Regions from separate parts of the Homo sapiens genome. Here regions 1 and 2 are each linked to region 3. Evidence: chromatin loops called from intact Hi-C (ENCODE). Cell type or tissue: heart right ventricle. All regions are shown on one strand. Links, peaks and the distances in the headings refer to the core of each region. The heading gives the core; the rest is flanking DNA. Region 1 overlaps APP (amyloid beta precursor protein). Region 2 overlaps APP-DT (APP divergent transcript). Region 3 overlaps APP (amyloid beta precursor protein).

Region 1 (6,245 bases), core at 1,068-5,067, 110 kb before region 3:
CAGAATACAAGTTTGATTTTAATAACTTAGGCTCATGAAATGTCACCACGTAGTAATACTTAGAATTACAGCAATAACTTAGGCTAAAAAAATAAAGTTGTTATGAACTACATTGAGCTCAGACAGATATATGTATTATGTAAACATTTATATAAAATGTATATAAATTGTATATTGTATTATATAATTATATATTGTAATATATAGTATATAATATATAATTTATAAATATAATACATAAATTATATTTATAAATTATAAAGTTTTTATATAATATATTATAATCTAATATATTATAATTATATTTATAAATTATAACGTTTATTTGAAATATTGAAGTTTTGTATACTTAGTGGATTTTAATATTTATGTCGTTTTCATTTTATTCCACTGTTACATTAAGGAAGTAACTTATTACAAAAATAAATTATATTTGTCTTACATTTGCCCTTTTTACTCTACTTAAAATTGGAGAAAAAGAGTTCAAGATAGGGAATTTCTGTCAGAAAGGAGAAATAGTTGTATTATGTGAAGTTTAAGTAGATATTCTTGTAGAGTATGGAGAAAATAATGCTATAAAATGTTGCCTTTTAAAAAAAAGTTCAGAAAATATAGTTCCTAGCTCTCTCTAAATGACTAGTTTGATTGTGACTGCTTTCCCAAAATTTGTAAATTTAAAATTTATACATCACATGGAATATAGTTTTATTTCACATACATTCCAGTAGGCTGAGAATACTTGAAATTCAATGATTAAAAATGAAATAATAATAACCAGCTTTGCTTTATTCTAAAACCAGCTTTATTCTTTATTTACCACTTTATTTACAGCGAATTATTTGCTAATCTGTTAACTTTGCTTCATAAGAAGGCATTATAATTATCGTACATTTGAAAGTGGAGATTTTCTCCCCATTCTGGTTGCCAGTTTCACAACTGTGTTCATTCTAAATTTATTAAAATATGTAAAATCAGCTTTCTAACCTTGGTTGTCCACAAAGAATTTCACTCCAATTTGAAATATCTATTCAGAACTAATTTTTTGTGGTTGAGCATTATTTTTTGAACAATGAATTGCATAATCATTTTGTATAATCCAGGGAGCTCTGGCTTAGATTCTGTATTATTTTGTGTTATACTGATTTTTAGAAAATGGAATGTAGCGTTGACACGAGCACAAATCTCAGCAAGGGCCTACCTTACAAAGATAAAATGCGTGGAGTTTTATTAGAAGCACATGATTTTGCTTTGTGTTTCGTATACACCAGCATTTCAGTGTAGTAAATGGCATTTTGTCTTGAAGAGTGAGCAGAGTTGTTACAAAAGAAGGCATAATGCTTCCTTGCCAGCAGAATTCAGATAAGTGAATATCAGAAAAGCTATTTGTGATCTTGAAAGTGTAAGAAATTCAACATCAATAAAGGATTGTGGTTCCTTAGATAGCCATGTAAGTCTTTGCCTATGTTTCTAACATTTCTCTTTAGGAAATATTCTTGCTTTTATTTTTCTGAACAAATTTTCTCCATTATTATCTCTGATATTTACTTTGAACAGAAAGGTGGATTGGAAATCAAAAAATAAGTTTGATTTCAAAAATGATTTCAAAATGTTAGTTTTCTCAGTATTTTACATTTTGAGAAGAGAACAAAGAAGGCAGATGAAGAGTTTTTTGTTTTTTCTTAAATTTGTTTTCTTTTCAACTTTATTTTTAATTGACATAATAATTACATATAGTATACATTTTGAAGATACGGTTTTAATTTTCACAGGAATCTTATTTGGGTTTAGTTATATAAGGTCTAATTTTGCATCCTCTACATTTAGTGGCTGATTTATAAATTTCCACTGAGTGATAATAGTAATTAATGTGAAACAGGTTTTTTGCTGATGTTTTTAGAAGTTTCAGTAGATTAGGAAGGAAGAAATTATGCTATTGAGAAAAATAGAAAATGTAAACATAAGCATTTGAACTCTCTCTTGAGATATTTTTATCTTCCATGAAACTAGATGCGGCTTATTGAAGATGTGTTTCAGGTCTCAGTGCTCTAAAACTCTTCTACTTGGTGAGCATCTTGATTGGTTAGATCTCTTACTAATATCCCATTGCTAGAGAGGGATGTAAAGGAAATTTTCTCAAACTGAGATTTCCAAATCTTCCAATCTCTGAGTCAAGTAAAGAGACAAGGTTAGAACTCTTAGGCAAACTGAAAAATCAATATTCCTATATTATCATTATTTTTTTCTTTTTTTGACACCAAGTCTCACTCTGTCGCCCAGGCTGGAGTGCAGTGGCACTATTTTGGCTCACTGCAATGTACGCTTCCCAGGTTCAAGTGATTCCAGTGCTTCGGCCTCGCGAGTAGGTGAGATTATATGTGCACGCCACCATGCCCAGCTAATTTTTGTATTTTTAGTAGAGACAGGGTTTCGCCATGTTGACTACGTTGGTCTTGAACTCCTGACCTCAGGTGATCTGCCCACCTCGGCCTCCCAAAGTGCTGGGATTACAGGCTTGAGCCACCATGCCTGGCTTCCTATATTCATTTTTTTATGTGGGCTTTTTAAAATCTTTTCAATAGCAAAGACTTGACACCAACCCAAATGTCCATCAATGATAGACTGGATTAAGAAAATGTGGCACATATACACCATGAAATACTATGCAGCCATAAAAAAGGATGAGTTCACGTCCTTTGTAGGGACATGGATGAAGCTGGAAACCATCATTCTCAGCAGACTATCACAAGGACAGAAAACCAAACTCTGCATGTTCTCACTCATAGGTGGAAATTGAACAATGAGAACACTTGGACACAGGGCGGGGAACATCACACACCAGGGCCTGTTGGGGGGGTGGGGGGTTGGGGGAGGGAAAGCATCAGGAGAAATACCTAATGTAAATGACGAGTTTATGGGTGCAGCAAACAACATGGCACATGTATACCTATGTAACAAACCTGCACGTTGTGCACATGTACCCTAGAACTTAAAGTATAATAAAAAAGAAAAAAAATTAAAAATCTTTTCTTTGAGACAATTGTAGATTTACATGCAGTTGAAAGAATTAATAGAGGCCGGGCGCGGTGCCTCACGCCTGTAATCCCAGCACTTTGGGAGGCCAAGGCAGGCGGATCATGAGGTCAGGAGATCGAGACCATCCTGGCTAACACAGAGAAACCCCGTGTCTACTAAAAAATCGAAAAAAATTAGCCGGTGTGTGGCGGGTGCTTGTAATCCCAGCTACTCAGGAGGCTGAGGCAGGAGAATGGCGTGAACCTGGGAGGCGGAGCTTGGCGAAGCCTGCAGTGAGTGGAGATAGTGCCACTGCATTCCAGCCTGGGCAACAGAGCGAGACTCTGTCTCAAAAAAAAAAAAAAAAAAAAAAAAAGAATTAATACAAAGAGACCCTGCATAGTCTTCACTCAGTACAGTATCACAACTATTAAATTGACATTAATCCCTTAACACTGCTTTAACCCAAGTCTATGCTGCTGCTTCTCCGTGTTCACTTCTGAGAGGCACTGGCCATTTCTTGTGTGCTTATTCATACTTTGTGTAAAAGCATTAGCATCATACATCGCTGGTGCTGACCCTACCCTCAGTCCCAGCTTCTCCCAGAGTAGGCTAAGATTCTCTTTTCTACTACATGGAAAATTGTTCTGGAATAATAAAGGGTTAGCAAAAAAGTCAGAGAAAACAAACAGTTGCATTCCCTTTCCCTGTAGTAGAGTAGGAATATAATTATGAGTGATAGAGGATACGTTCCATTCCTTTCCCAGTCCTCTCCGAAGTCAGCTTCACTGCTGTAGGAAGTTGCTGTTCTCATTATTTCCCTGAGGGAAAGTGTTGGGAAGTGAGAGTTGAGGTGATGGGGAATCAGGGTTGCTGACAATTGGGGGAATTATAACGAGAAGCTCTTTTTCACCAGGAGAGGGGTTGCATGTTAAGAGAAGGCCTATCTGCTCATCCTCCATGTCAGCAGATGAGAACCAGTTGGACAAGGTAGCTGTCTCTTAGAGATTGAGAAGTAACAAAAGCACACTGTCAGTCCTGTTCTTCCAGCCTCACGTACATCTTCTCCATACATTATGTATTTGACATTAAATTAACATACACTGTTACACCCATTCCTGACCGCATTATCTCAGGTAGCCTTTTGTATTTGAGTATTGTGGGATCTGTTGCTATTGCCCATGATGCCCACTTGGACTCCACCAAGGCAGTGAAACTCTTGGGGGCCGTTCAAAGTCAAGAGTGCCAACTGCCCCTAACAGGATTGGGAGAACCAACCAACACTCCCCGAATAGGGACTAACTCACTCTTTTCTTGGCCTTTATGAAAGGAAGGAGTTAAGGCTCTTACAGCTGGAGACTCCAGCAAGAGTTGTAGGCTCAACGTGTAGCTTATACTATTTACTTAATTAACATGTAAATGGATTTTGAGTTCTGAATGCTTGTTCTAGTTGATTAGGGCTCATTTAGCCTGGCTTCTACGAATTAGCTATAACAAATGGTTTCATAGCTGTTATAGAATGAGGCAGAAGAAAATAAAATGAATGTAGCATTATGTTTAATTAGTGGTATAGGAAAATGTTAATATAATGCCATTTAGATTCTGGACTGGGGAGATTGTGCCTTTATCATAAGTAAGAAATTGTTGCTAGGTTTCACATAAGGGCACATAGTTATCATGAATCATCTCCTTCGATCATCATTCTTTTATCCCATTACTTGACTTGCACCCATCCAAAATTCTACCACTTTTATTTAATATATAGACTCATAAAGACAAGGTTTGTGCATCTGCAGAGCTGTGATGTTCACTGCGAGGCCCGTGGCACACATCTATAAGAAGACACATATTTGGTACTCTAAGATGATACTTTTTTTTAATGCCAAAATGTGAGGGTCAGCATAAATTGCCAAGGCATGGTAAATTTTGTTGCCAATGCTCCCGTGACTATGGGGTGAAGGGATTCTGTGCCTCCCTTGGTAGCAATGACCACGGTGCTTGCAATCCCAGTGCCAATTCCCGGCACAGTGCAGGCTCTGGAGGCACTGCTGCCTTGCAGTCTTATTGGAATTAACACTGCCTGAGTAAGAGATTAATAATGGGTATTGTTGTGTCTTAGAAACGTTAAAGAGCATGTGACATGAATATGTACACATTGGTGAAGGAGATACAGAGAAGGAAAGCAAAGTGAAGCTGTAGATGTTTGTTACAACTGAAGGTAAGCTCTGGGAGCAGAGACCACTGCTGGCTATAGTTGATGGGATCCACAATGTCAATACAAATGGGGACTAACTATTGTTTTACTTCCCTATACACGTTGCTCTTTCAGTAGATGCAATAAAGTACTGGTAAAACCAGAGGTGGCTACCATCACGATGATGTCAACAGGAGGGACAGTCAGCACTAAGCCCAGAAGGTGTCAAACACTCCGCAGGAGAAATGCGCCATGCAACGGACATGAAGATGATCTGACACTCTTCACGTGGTTTTCAGATGGAAACGTGGCTACGAAAGCATCAACCTCATTATCATCCATCATTAAGGCCATCTCACTCAGTACTGCTGCTTTCAAAGTCCACGCTCCCAAAGCAAATTGGATTTCTGTACACAATACTCTTACAGGATGAAACCCAACCAACTTGTTGACGTAAGTATCCCATCTACTTCGCAATTTTATTTATCTTCCAAAATTAAAGGACTGGCACCCTGATTTATTAAAAGTGAATTGGGTCTAGGGACCATATCCCCTCTGAGTTACTGACAGAGCAGCTTCTGGCCTGTGAAGCTCAAAGCCATGCCTAGATGTGATGGATCCTTGTCTTTGATTGGCTAATTAGAATCAATCTGTTGAAGGACCAGTGGCAGTGGCTCACGCCTGTAATCCCAGCACTTAGAGAGGCTGAGGCAGGTGTATCACTTGAGGCCAGGAGTTCAAGACCAGCCTGGCCTACCTGGTGAAACCCCATCTCTACTAAAAATACCAAAAAATTAGCCAGGCGTGCTGGTACAAGGGTAATCCCAGCTACTTGGGAGGCTGAGGCGCAAGAATCACTTGAACTCAGGAGGTAGAGGTTGCAGTGAGCCAAGATTGTGCCACTGGGCGGCAGTGCAAGACCCTGTCTCATAAAAAGAAAAAAAGAATCTGTTGAATATTCCTAACTTGGAAGTAATGGGTGATGCGTGGCTTTCATCTTTTAGAAAGGTGTTTTTTCCTCTGTCAGTAAAACTAAGAA
Region 2 (6,245 bases), core at 1,121-5,120, 290 kb before region 3:
TGGAACTGGGCAGAGGTTGGAAGAGTTTGGAGAGCTCAGAAGACAGGAAGATGAGGAAAAGTTTGGAATATCTTAGAAACTGGTTAAATGGTTGTCACCAAAATGCTGACAGAAATATGAATAGTGAAGTCCAGGCCTGCCAAGGTCTCAGATGGAAATGAGGAACTTATTGGGAATTGGAGCAAAGATCACATGTGCTATGCATTAGCAAAGAACTTGGCTGCATTCTCTTCATGCCCCAGGGGTGTGTGGAAGTTTGAACTTGTGAGTGATGACCTAGGGTATCTGGCAGAAGAAATTTCTAAGCAGCAAAGCATTTAGGAATTAACCTGGCTGCTTCTAGCAGCCCGACTCAGATATAGGAGCAAAGAAGTGACTTAAAGCTGGAACTCATATTTAAAAGGGAAGGACAGCGTATAAGTTTGGAAAATTTGCAGGCTGGCCATGTGGTTGAAAAGCTGAGCCCATTTTCATGGGAAGAATCCAAGCAGGTTGCAGAGCAAACCACTTGCTAGAGATATTTGCATAACTAAAAAGAATCCAGATGGTAATATCCAAGAAAATGGGGAAAAGGCCTTGAAGGTATTTAAGAGACCTTTGCAGCAGCTCCTTCCATCACAGACCCAGAGACCTAGGAAGAAAGAATGGTTTTGTGGGCTAGGCCCAAGGCCCCACTGCCCTGCACAGCCTTGGAACACTGCTCTCCATATCCCAGCCACTCCAGCTCCAGCTGCGGTTCAAAGGGACCCAGGTACAGTTTGGGCTGCCACTTTGGAGAATGCAAGCCATAAGACTTGGAGGCTTCCACACAGTGTTATGTATGTAGGTGCACAGAATATAAGATTAAAGAATGCTTGGCAGCCTCAACCTAAATTTCAGAGGCTGTACAAGAAAGCCTGGGTGCCCAGGCAGAAACTTGTTGCAGGTGCAGAGCCTCCAAAGATAACCTCTACTAGGGCAGTGACAAGGGGAAGTGTGAGGCTGGAGACCCCACACAGAGTCCCCAATGGGGCATGACCTGGCAGAGCTGTGAGAAGGGGGCCCCTGCCTTCTAGGCCTGAGAATGGCAGATCTACCAGCAGCTTACACCTTGTGCCTAGAAAAGCCATGGCACTCAACAACCTGTGAGAGCAGCCATGAGGGCTGTACCCAGCTGCAAAGCCACAGAGGCAGAGCTGCTGATAGCCTTGGGAGCCCACCCCTTGCTCCAGTGTGCCCTGGATGTGGGACATGGAGTCAAAGGAAATTATTTTGGAACTTTAAGGTTTAATGACTGCCCTGCTGGGTTTTGAAATTGCATGAAGACTATAGCCCCTTTCTTTTGGCTGATTTCTCCCTTTTGGAATGGGAATGTTTACCCAGTGCTGGTACTCCCATTATATCTTGGAAGTAAATAACTTGTTTTGATTTTACAGGCTCATAGATGGAAAGAGATGAGTCTCAGATGAGACTTTGGACTTGGAATTTGGACTTTGGACTTTTGAGTTAATGCTGGAACAAGTCAAGACCTTGGAGGACTGTTGGGAAGGCATGATTGTATTTTGAAATGAGAGAGGGACATGAGATTTGAGAGGGGCTGGGGCAGAATGATATAGTTTGTGTACTTATCCCCACCCAAATCTCATGTGGAATTGTAATCCCTAGTATTGGAGGCGGGACCTGGTAGGAGGTGATTGGATCATGGGGGTGGATTACTCATGAATCGTTTAGCACTATCTGTTTGTTGCTGTCCTTGTGATGAGTGACTTCTCATGAGATCTGGCTGTTTAAAAGTGTGTGGCACCATGCTTTCTCTTGTTCCCGGTCTGGTCATGTGACATCCCTACTCCCCCTTCACCTTCCATCATGATTGTAAGTTTCCTGAGGCCTCACCAGAAGCCAAGCAGATGCCAGCATCAGGCTTCCTGCAAAGCCTGAAGAATCATAAGCTGATTAAATCTCTCTCTCTTTTTTTTTGAGATGGAGTCTCATCCTGTGGCCCACGCTGGAAGGCAGTGGCACTATCTCTGCTCTGAGGCTCAAGTGATTCTCCTGCCTCAGCCTCCTGAGTAGCTAGGATTACAGGTGCATGCCACCACACCCAGCTAATTTTTGTATTTTTAGTAGAGATGAGGTTTCACCACGTTGGCCAGGCTGGTCTCGAACTCCTGACCTAAGGTTATCTGTCCACCTCAGCTTCCCAAAGTGCTGGGATTACAGGTGTGAGCCATTGCACCCGGCCTCTTTTCTTTATAAACTACCTAGTCTCAGATATTTCTTTTTGGCAATGCAAGAATGGCCTAATACACCAAGATTTGTGTTTTCACCATTTTTTTTCTGTTTATAACCATGTTATTTTACTGTTTATCTGAGAAAAGAACCTGGCCTGTTAGTATTTTTTATCGACTGACAAACTCACCAGAATAAAGTGGGTATTAGGACCCTTGGTTCTGCAAGATTTTGGTAACAGAATCTGTTTTCACTAATTGTTGGGAAACAGAAATGATATTCCTTTTAGACCTAGCTCCCTAAACCTTTTCCTCGTTTTGCTTTTTGGTACAATAATGAGGGCTGGCAGGGCTACTTGACACCATTAGCAGTAGACAAATTTTTCAATAAGGACTAACAGAGAAAAACTATGGAAATTCTGATTTATTGTTTGGCCGAGAGAGTTCTCTGTCTCCTTGTGCCCTTGCTCTCCATGTATATTTTATGAGACATTTCAGCAAAGGCATCTCTCAAAATTAATCCCATAGCTGTCTCCTTCAATTCTCCTCCTTGAAACTCTTCACCAATCTTCATAGGGCCTTGGCCACTTCTTGAGGGCCCTCCCACCAGATGATTAAAGGCAATACAGTGAACGAAAGTCTTATTCCGAGACTTGTCTTTGTAAACTTAGTGATCCTTCTTCCTTTTCACTTACGAAAATTTAAAGAGAAGCAGTCTCAAATGTGAACTGAATGCCGTCCCATTACTCCCCCAAACTGGGAAGAAGCTGGTCATATACTTGCACATTTATATAATAAATATTCAAAGACTCTAATCTGGTATCTTCCATATAACACACACTTTAACTCCTATTTTAAACTTTCAAAAGGCTTTTTATGGCATCTTATGCCCTACTTTAAAATGTCTGTCAGCCTAATATTTCTACTTTTTTTTTATTAATTTATTTTCAAGGTCATGTGTGAAAACAACTTTCAGTGAAAAGAACCCATCTGCTTTGACAAAAATGTACACTATAAACCTTCACTTCTACAAGGGTCTAAAAAAATTCAAGGGTTTGATTCGAATGCTTCCAAACCACATTCCCTAAAGCATGCTTTGTGCAACACTAGGAGTTGGTGCAGCAAACAAAAACAAGGAATGGGGAGAGGTGCCAGGCAGGCGCGGTGGCTCATGCCTGTAATCCCAGCACTTTGGGTGACCCAGGCAGGTGGATCACTTGAGGTCAGGAGTTCGAGATCAGTCAACATGGTGAAACCCCGTCTCTTCTAAAATACAAAAATTAGCTAGGTGTGTGTGCACGTAATCCCAGCACTTTGTGAGGCTGAGGTGGGTGGATCACTTGAGGTCAGGAGTTCAAGACCAGCCTGGCCAACATGGTGAAACCCCATCTCTACTAAAAATACAAAAAAAAAAATTAGCCGGGTATGGTGGCACACACCTGTAATCCCAGCCACTCAGGAGGCTGAGGCATGAGAATTGCTTGATCCCTGGAGGCAGAGGTTGCAGTGAGCAGAGATCATGCCTGGGGAAAAGAGAGAGACTATGTCTCAAAAAAAAAAAAAAGAAAAAAGAAATAGGGAGAGGGAGTGATGCTACATACTGAAGCTACCTACCCTCTTTAAAATTCAAAATGCAGATTATCATCTTAAAGAATTGTATGCATTTTAAAGTGAAGGTATTTGTTTAATTTTGTTTAACCTCTTATTTCTCAAAGTTACTTGATTACAGAATTCTTTTCGGGTATGCATGCAATACCGAGCAACATATGACCGAGCTAGGGTTCCATGGTACACAGTTTGGAACTTGTGCTAGAAAATGTTACTCATTATTTTATAAGAAGTATTATTCCAAGGCATCTATGCATTGGAAAATAATCTTGATATGAAATATGACTCGATCCCTTCTCATACCATATTTACAGGGTATGGTGGTTAACTTTATGTGTCCACTTGTCTCTTAGCCCATCCTGGGTTAAGGGATGCCCAGACAGCTGGTAAAATATTATTTCTGGGAGAGTCTGTGAGAGTATTTCTGGAAGAGATTAGCATTTGAATCAATAGACTGGGTATCAAAAACCCATCCTCACTAATGTGAGTGGGCATCATTCAATTAACTGAGCATAGGAATCATAAAAGAGGTGGAGGAAGGCAAATTTGCTCTCTCTTCTGAAGCTGGGACATCCATCATCTGCTCCTGCCCTTGACTTCAGAGCTCCAGGTTCTTGAGCCTTCAATACCAGCAGACACTCTTCAGCCCTTCAGCTTCACATGCAAGAATTACACTGGATTTCCTGGTTCTTCGGCTTGCAGGGGGCACATATTGGAACTTCTTGGCCTTTATAATCTCCTGAGCCAATTCCTATAAGAAGTGTCTTTATATATCTATATATATCCCATTGGTTCTGTTTGTTTGGAAAACCCTGATACACAGGGCTATCTATAGCTCACCCCCCAAGTACTAAGTCTCCAGATGATTATTAGGTTCTTATAAACACAAAATATATATGCTTATTTTGTAATATCAGGTTGTTAACTTCATCTGAGTAGTTTTCAGCACATATGATGGGGATAAGTCATCAGTTATGACAGACAACTTCCGGAGTTACATCACCAATGTTCATCTATCACTCACCTTTGCTTCAAACTTTATGCATCATATTCAAGTTAATTCCTATTGCATGTACTTCTGATTTCCACCTACAAAATGAACATTAAATTTATTATTTCCCTCATTTAAAAAAAAAGATTTCAGGCCAGGTGCAGTGGCTCATGCCTGCAATCACAGCACTTTGGGAGGCTGAGGCGGGTGGATCACTTGAGGCCAGGAGTTCAAGACCAGCCTAGGCAACATGATGAAACCCCTATCTCTACTAAAAATACAAAATACAAAAAAAAAAAAAATTAGCCAGGTGTATGTGTGCCTGCAATCCCACCCCTACTCAGGAGGCTGAGGCAGGAGGATAGCTTGAGTTCTGGAGGCGGAGGTTGCCGTGAGCCAAGATCACGCCACTGTACTCAAGCCTGGGCAAGACAGCAAGACTGAGACTCTGTCTCAAAAAAAAAAAAAAAAAAAGTTTTCAAATCACTTTTTCTCCTTTGCAGTTCAGCATTGTCACTAAAGGTGTCCAGGTTAGACAGAACTGGGTACAAACCCTCCTTTCTCTTCCCCTTACTCTTTCACCTCTTCATTTGTGACATGCAATGTTAACCCAATACAACTCATGAGTATTCAGAGATCCCGTCTGTATACGTCCTCAGCCTGACATACTGTAATCCTTAGGCATCCTTATTAGTAATAAGATGTCCTTGTGTGATTTTTTCACAAACTTTTCACAGACCCTATCTATGTTCATTCCTGGAACCTCTGGCACATTCTTCTTCCTTCTCTTCCCAATCTCAACTTTTTCATCCTCTGAATCTCCCTATACTTTCCCCGTGGACAAGCCTCTAGAAATGTTAAAATGTCAGATCATGATTGGTAAATCTGTAGTGACTAATTGCCCACTGCTGCCTATTCCATCTGACCTAAATTCCTCAGGTCTTCTAACATTAAGACCTCTTCCTGGCCGGTTGTGCTGGCTCATGCCTGTAATTCCAACACTTTAGGCAGCTGAGGCAGGCAGATCACTTGAGGTCAAGAGTTCAAGACCAGCCTGGCCAACATGGTGAAGCCCTGTCTGTACTAAAAAATACAAAAATTAGCCGGACCTGGTGGTGCGTGCCTGTAATCCCAGCTACTCGGGAGGCTGAGTCAGGAGAATCACTTGAACCCGGGGCAGCGGGGGAGGCTGCAGTGAGTGGAGATCAAACCACCGCACTCCAGCCCAGGTGACAGAGCAAGAGTCAGTCTCAAAAAAAAAAAAACAAAAAAAAAAACCTCTTCCTATAGCTAACTCCCACTTACCACCCCCATCATGAACACTCTTGATGTATTTACATGGTTTCTCCTTCGAACATCCTCCTTTCTTCTTTCTTAATGGTTGTTATCAAATACCCTGATAAAAAACAAAAACAAAAAACCTCCTCTGAAGGTCCCTT
Region 3 (6,245 bases), core at 1,368-5,367:
TCGCACCCCTGCACCAAGAGGTCCAGGAAAGAGATTAAGGAAGTTTTAGTGCCTTTTTTGGCCCAGTCTCAGAAGTCATACACCATCACTTCTATCATGCTCTGTTCACTAGAGCAAGTCACTACATCCCGACCACATTCGAAGGAAGGGAATCAAGTTCTCCCTCTTGAAGGAAGGAGTATCAGCAAATTTGTGGATATATTTTAAACTATGACATCTTGCTACCCAAGTCCAAGTTCTTATGACCCAGACCAACTGCAGGCTAAGAGAACTTGAAGGGGAAGTAGCACCATTGCCTGTGGTCTTTGTGGAAAGCTGGGAAGGTAGGGATAGGAAAATGAAGTTCTGAATAGCAAAAAGGAGAGAAGATAGCTTCACAATCTGTAAGCCAGGTATAGAGTGACATTGATTGTGGGTCTCTTTTCAAATAGGTTATCAAGTGGAAGCTTTTTGAACAATTGGATGAGGAAATGGTGCTAGGTCACAACCAGCGTGGATTTCCTAGGTTTTGTCAGATTATCCTTACCTTCTCCTTGTATAGGCTGTGCTCTTAGACTGGCACATCATATGCTGTGGACATTGTGCTTTTCAGTGTCAGCAAGATGTGTCACAAGTTTCCCAGAATCTCGTAGACAAGATTGAAAGAGTGATTAGGCCAAGAGCAGGAAGTGAATTCCCCTGGGAGCCAAAGGAATTGGGAATGTGTAGCCCAAGTAAGACAAGAACCAGCAGGAACATGCCTCTCCTTAGGGTCGTGATACCTGTTCAAGGTTTTAATGTGGAAGGGAGGATTAGGCTTGCTCTGTGTTGAATCAGGCTCAAAGGATGGAAGTTACAGGGAAGCTGATTCTGGCTTCATGTAAAAAAAGGACAGTTTGGGCAGGCAAATCTATCAAAAAATGGAGGGAAATTGATACATTCCTCTATGTTCAAACAGGAACTGACAATCTGCCCCTGGGTGGGAACACGGTAGAGAAGATGACTTCAAAAGCCCTTTTCATCCTAAAATTCTGATGTTTGATAATTAAATGTTATAGCATGGACACTGACATTTACATTTTTTACTTATGTTTTTGGTTTTTAAATGACTCTGCATTTTGTTTTAAGCTTCAAATTATTATTTGAATAATGAAATTCATCAGAACAATTAGTGTTAAGAATCATATAGCAATTTATAGAAAAGGAAGAGTTCGTAGGTTATAAATTCTGTTAGTTGCTAAGAAGCATTTTTAAAATTATGTACTATAGCTCTTTATTCAGCAGACGAACCAATTACAATCTGTGTAACTAGAACACTTGACTAAAATTATATAATTTTTACAACGCTTCACTGCATAGATACATGAACATAATTTATTTGTAATTGGAACAAAGCCCCAAAGTAGCAGTTTTGTTCTACCAGGTAATTAATGCTCATTTTTAAAGCCTTTTATTATTATTTCTGAAGTAATGAGTGCACATGGAAAAAGACACATAATAGGCTAAACAATAAGCCCGTAAGCCAAGCCAACATATTCCAGGAACAAATCCTTGCCAACCTCTCAACCAGGATTTAACTTCTGCTTTTCCCCCATTTTCAAAAATTATAGCATGTATTTAAAGGCAGCAGAAGCCTTACTTTCAGGTTTCCCTTACCCTTTCATTTCTTTTTGTTCAAAATAGGTAGTAATTGAAGTTTTAAATATAGGGTATCATTTTTCTTTAAGAGTCATTTATCAATTTTCTTCTAACTTCAGGCCTAGAAAGAAGTTTTGGGTAGGCTTTGTCTTACAGTGTTATTATTTATGAGTAAAACTAATTGGTTGTCCTGCATACTTTAATTATGATGTAATACAGGTTCTGGGTTGACAAATATCAAGACGGAGGAGATCTCTGAAGTGAAGATGGATGCAGAATTCCGACATGACTCAGGATATGAAGTTCATCATCAAAAATTGGTACGTAAAATAATTTACCTCTTTCCACTACTGTTTGTCTTGCCAAATGACCTATTAACTCTGGTTCATCCTGTGCTAGAAATCAAATTAAGGAAAAGATAAAAATACAATGCTTGCCTATAGGATTACCATGAAAACATGAAGAAAATAAATAGGCTAGGCTGAGCGCAGTGGCTCAAGCCTGTAATCCCAGCACTTTGGGAGGCCAAGGCGGGTGGATCACGAGGTCAGAAATTCGAGACCAGCCTGGCCAATATGGTGAAACCCCATCTCTACTAAAAATACAAAAAAGATTAGCTGGGTGTGGTGGCAAACACCTGTAGTCCCAGCTGCTGGGGAGGCTGACGCAGGAGACTTGCTTGAACCCAGGAGGTGGAGGTTGCAGTGAGCTGAGATCGTGCCTAGGCGACAGAGCGAGACTCCATCCCAAAAAAAAAAAAGAAAAGAAAGAGGCTGTATGTATAGTTCTTTCAGACTACAAGGCAGCAAAGTTCGTGCATGACTCGGGACTTAAAGTGGAATTAATTTCAATATAGCAGCCACTTTGACTTCCACTGTGTTTTCTGGGAAAATAGGTTTACAATAGGTTTATTTGAAGGATCAAACACATGCATACACTGCTTGGTTTTACAGAACACTTTATGTGGCTTAAATTCACATCCGGAACTGTCTTCCTTTACCCATTCATTTCTCCCCCAGCTCTTTCTTTTCATTCCCTCCCCTACCTCCCATGATTTAACTTCTCTTGCAAGAGTAAGATCATGGAGTGAGCAGGACCCCATGATGTTCCCGATAGTGTTATTCATCAAAAGGTTTGTGCAAAGAAGACAGCAGCTTCCTTTTCAGATGAAATCACTTTTCCCCCCTAATGTTAGAATTGGAGTAAATCAAAAAGCCACATCTCCTTTGTGGTCAGCTCTAGTAGTTATATAAAATCCTTTACCAAAAGCTTAGAAATGGAGATAAATCAAATCGTGGATTATGTTAGGGTTCCATCTTATCAGTAGGTGCAGTAAGAGGGTTAAATTAATGAAGACGACAATTTTATCACATTCAGTGGTGGACAGAAAAATGGTAAGAAAATTTCCATAGCAATAATACTTAAAGTTATCTCAGGCACTTCTTTTGTTTTGTTTTGTGTGTGTGTGTGTGTGAGTGTTACTTTTTTCCAAGCAGAAAATGTCTTTTCAATATTCATAAAGTTGATAAATCCTAGTATTAATCTCTAAAAGAAACACCTCCAAATTATTATTTATGCCTTACTTGACTCCAAATAATTGTAGCAAATAAAAAACTGACTTGGGATTTGGATTTGCATTCTTAACTCCCATAGTTCTTTTTTTGTAGAAAGACATTTAGCTTTTTGAAGCATGGTTTTCATTGGCAAGATAATCTAGTATCAGTTGTTATAAGATCAGGGTTTCTCTTGATGAGGCTGTTGCTGAAGAGGTTAATAAAAACTGGGGAACCACTAAAGAGTTGAAGAGTTGGTGGGGTAGAAAGCTGACGATTAATGTACAGATTTGCATTTGTCGGGGCCTGGGGCCTGTGTCATATAAGCCCATCCCCACAATTACACTAACGCCTATAATGCGACAGTGACTAATGGCAGCGGCAGCAATTAGGAGAATCAGCTCCCTCTACTGGACTAGTTAAGATAATGTATTATAATTAGTGCAATGAATATTACAAAATTACAGTATTTTCTTAAAGGCACAGGCATATGTCCAGACTTGTATTTATTCCTGATTACCTCACACTAGTATATTAGCTAATTAATGATTTGCTTTTCATAAAAATGTTGAGCTAGCATATTTGTTTAGTAAAGGGAATAATTATGAACAATTTCTCATTTTGTTATAAACCACGAGTAAAACACTTTTAGAAGTTGCTTCATTTGCTATATTTTATATTGCCTTTCCAGATTGCTAGTATGTTAGTTTCAGCTTAGAAAAATCAGTCATTTGACTACCTTGAGGCTAAATTGAAAGAATTTTTTAGGGAGGTACAGGCATACCTTGGAAATTTCAGAACACCACAATAAAACAAATTTTGCAACAAAATGTCACACAAATTTTTTGGCTTCCCAGTACATATAAAAGTTATGTTGGCCAGGCACGGTGGCTCATGCCTGTAATCCCAGCACTTTGGGAGGCCAAGGCAGGTGGATCACAAGGTCAGGAGGTCGAGAGCATCCTGGCCAACATGGTGAAATGCCATCTCTACTAAAAATACAAAAATTAGCTGCATATGGTGGCATGTGCCTGTAGTCCCAGCTACTCGGGAGGCTGAGGCAAGAGAATCTCTTGATCCCAGGAGGCAGAGGTTGCAGTGAGCCGAGATCGCACTCCAGCCTGGGCAACAAGAGCAAGACTCTGTCTCAAAAAAAAAAAAAAGTTTGTATTTACACTATACTCTAGTCTGTTACATGTGCAATAGCATTATGTCTAAAAAAAAAAAAAGCCATGTATATACTTTACTTTTATTAGTAAAATATTTTATTACTAAAAATGCTAATGATCATCTGAGTCTTCAGCAAGTCCTAATCTTTTTGCTCGTGGAGAATCTTGCCTTGATGTTCACTGCTGCAGGCTAATCCAGGTGGTGGCTGCTGAGGTTTGTGGTGGCTGTGGCAATTTCCTAAAATAAGACAATAATGAAGTTTGCTGCATCGATTGACTCTTCCTTTCACAAAAAGATGTCTCTGTAGCATGTGATGCTGTTTGATAGCATTTTGCTCACAGTAGAACAGCTTTCAAAATTGGAGTCAGTCTTCGCAAATCTAGCCACTGCTTCATCGAGTTTATGTGATATCCTAAATCCTTTGTTGTCATTTCAACAGTGTTCATAGCATCTTCACCAAGAGTAGATTCCATTGCAAGAAACCACTTTCTTTGCTCATCCATAAGAGGTAACTCCTCATCCATTCAAGTTTGATCATGAGATGGTAGCAGTTCAGTCATGTCTTTAGGCTCCACTTCTAATTCTAGTTCTCTTGTTATTTCCACCACATCTGCTGTGACATCCTTTACTGAAGTCTTGAACTCCTCAAAGTCACCCATGAGAGTTGGAATCATTGTCTTCCAAACTCCCGTTATTGCTGATGTTTTGATCTCCCATGGATCACAGATGTTCTTAATGGCATCTGGAATGGTGAATCCTTTTTAGAAGGTTTGCAGTTTACTTTGCCCAGATCCATTAGAGGAATCGCTATCTATGGCAGTGAATAGCCCTACAAAATATATTTGAAATATATTTTGAAATAATAAGAGGCTGAAATAATAAGACTTGAAAGTTGATCCACAGGCTGCAGAATGGATGTTGTGTTAGCAGGCATGAAAACAACAGTAATCTCCCTGTACCTGTCCTTCAGAGCTCTTGGGTGACTAGGTGCTTTGTTAGTGAGCAGTAATATTTTGAAATGAGTCTTTTCTGAGCAGTAGGTCTCAACAGTGGGTTTAAAATATTCAGTAAACCATGCTGTTAAGAGATGTGCTGTCATCCCAGTTTTGTTCCATTTATAGAGCATGGGCACAGTAGATTTAGAATAATTCTTAAGCGCCCTAGGACTTTTACAATGGTCAGTCTTGGCTTCAAAAACAAAGTCGCCAGCTGCATTAGCCCCTAACAAGAGAGTCAGCTTGTTCTTTGAAGCTTTGAAGGCAGGACTTCTCTCTAGTGATGAAAGTCCTAGATGGCATTTTCTTCCAAATAAGTCTGTTTCATCTCCACTGAAAATCTGTTATTTAGTGTAGCCACCTTCATCAGGAGTCTTATCTAGATCTTCTGGATAACTTATTGCAGCTTCTACATCAGCACTTGCTGCTTCACCTTGCACTTCTGTGTTATGGAGATGGCTTCTTCCCTTAAACCTCATGAAATCAACCTCTCCCAACTTTTTTTTCTTCTGCAGCTTCTTCACCTCTCTCATCCTTCATAGAATTGAAGACAGTTGTGGGCCTTGTTCTTGATTAGGCTTTGGCCTAAGAGAATGTTGTGGTTGGTTTGATCTTCCATCCAGACAACTAAAAGTTTTCTCCGTATCAGCAATAAGGCTGTTTTGCTTTATCATTTGTGTGCTCACTGGAGTAGCACTTTTAATCTCCTTCAAGAGCTTTTCTTTGCATTCACAACTTGGCTAACTGGCACAAGAATCTTGGCTTTCAATATGCCTTGCCCACTAAGCTTAATTATTTCTAGCTTTTGCTTTAAAGTGAGAGACCTGTGACTCTTCCTTTCACTTGAATACTTAAGAGGCCACTGTAGGGTTATTTACTGGCCCACTTTCAATATTGTTGTCTCTCAAGG

The links. Hi-C counts contacts between places; a loop is a spot of excess contacts. Peaks named below come from ENCODE experiments on the same cell type or tissue, not always from the same donor. Only the 100,000 strongest peaks of a DNase experiment are listed, where the experiment ranks them.
Region 1: it touches region 3 in a loop (2.1-fold over the local background); 14 of 110 quality-filtered maps call a loop at or near these places.
Region 2: a loop joins it to region 3, with 4 times the contacts of the local background. A loop is called at or near these places in 88 of 110 quality-filtered maps.

The regions. Positions count from the first base shown.
Region 1 is chr21:26,001,419-26,007,663 of GRCh38, reverse strand. All of the region lies in intron 6 of APP (amyloid beta precursor protein), which reads left to right. Among named protein-coding and RNA genes, the nearest start is that of APP, 170 kb to the left of the region's middle. In heart right ventricle, for the core only: no CTCF peak of the experiment used is centred there; no DNase peak of the experiment used is centred there.
Region 2 is chr21:26,179,196-26,185,440 of GRCh38, reverse strand. APP-DT (APP divergent transcript) reads right to left here. Exons shown (of 4, transcript NR_186396.1): 2 at 4,840-4,904. Among named protein-coding and RNA genes, the nearest start is that of APP-DT, 11 kb to the right of the region's middle. In heart right ventricle, for the core only: no CTCF peak of the experiment used is centred there; no DNase peak of the experiment used is centred there.
Region 3 is chr21:25,893,265-25,899,509 of GRCh38, reverse strand. It overlaps APP (amyloid beta precursor protein), which reads left to right. Exons shown (of 18, transcript NM_000484.4): 16 at 1,837-1,937. Among named protein-coding and RNA genes, the nearest start is that of GABPA, 160 kb to the right of the region's middle. In heart right ventricle, for the core only: a CTCF peak has its summit at 3,568 (motif pointing left); no DNase peak of the experiment used is centred there; H3K27ac peaks cover 1,128 bases.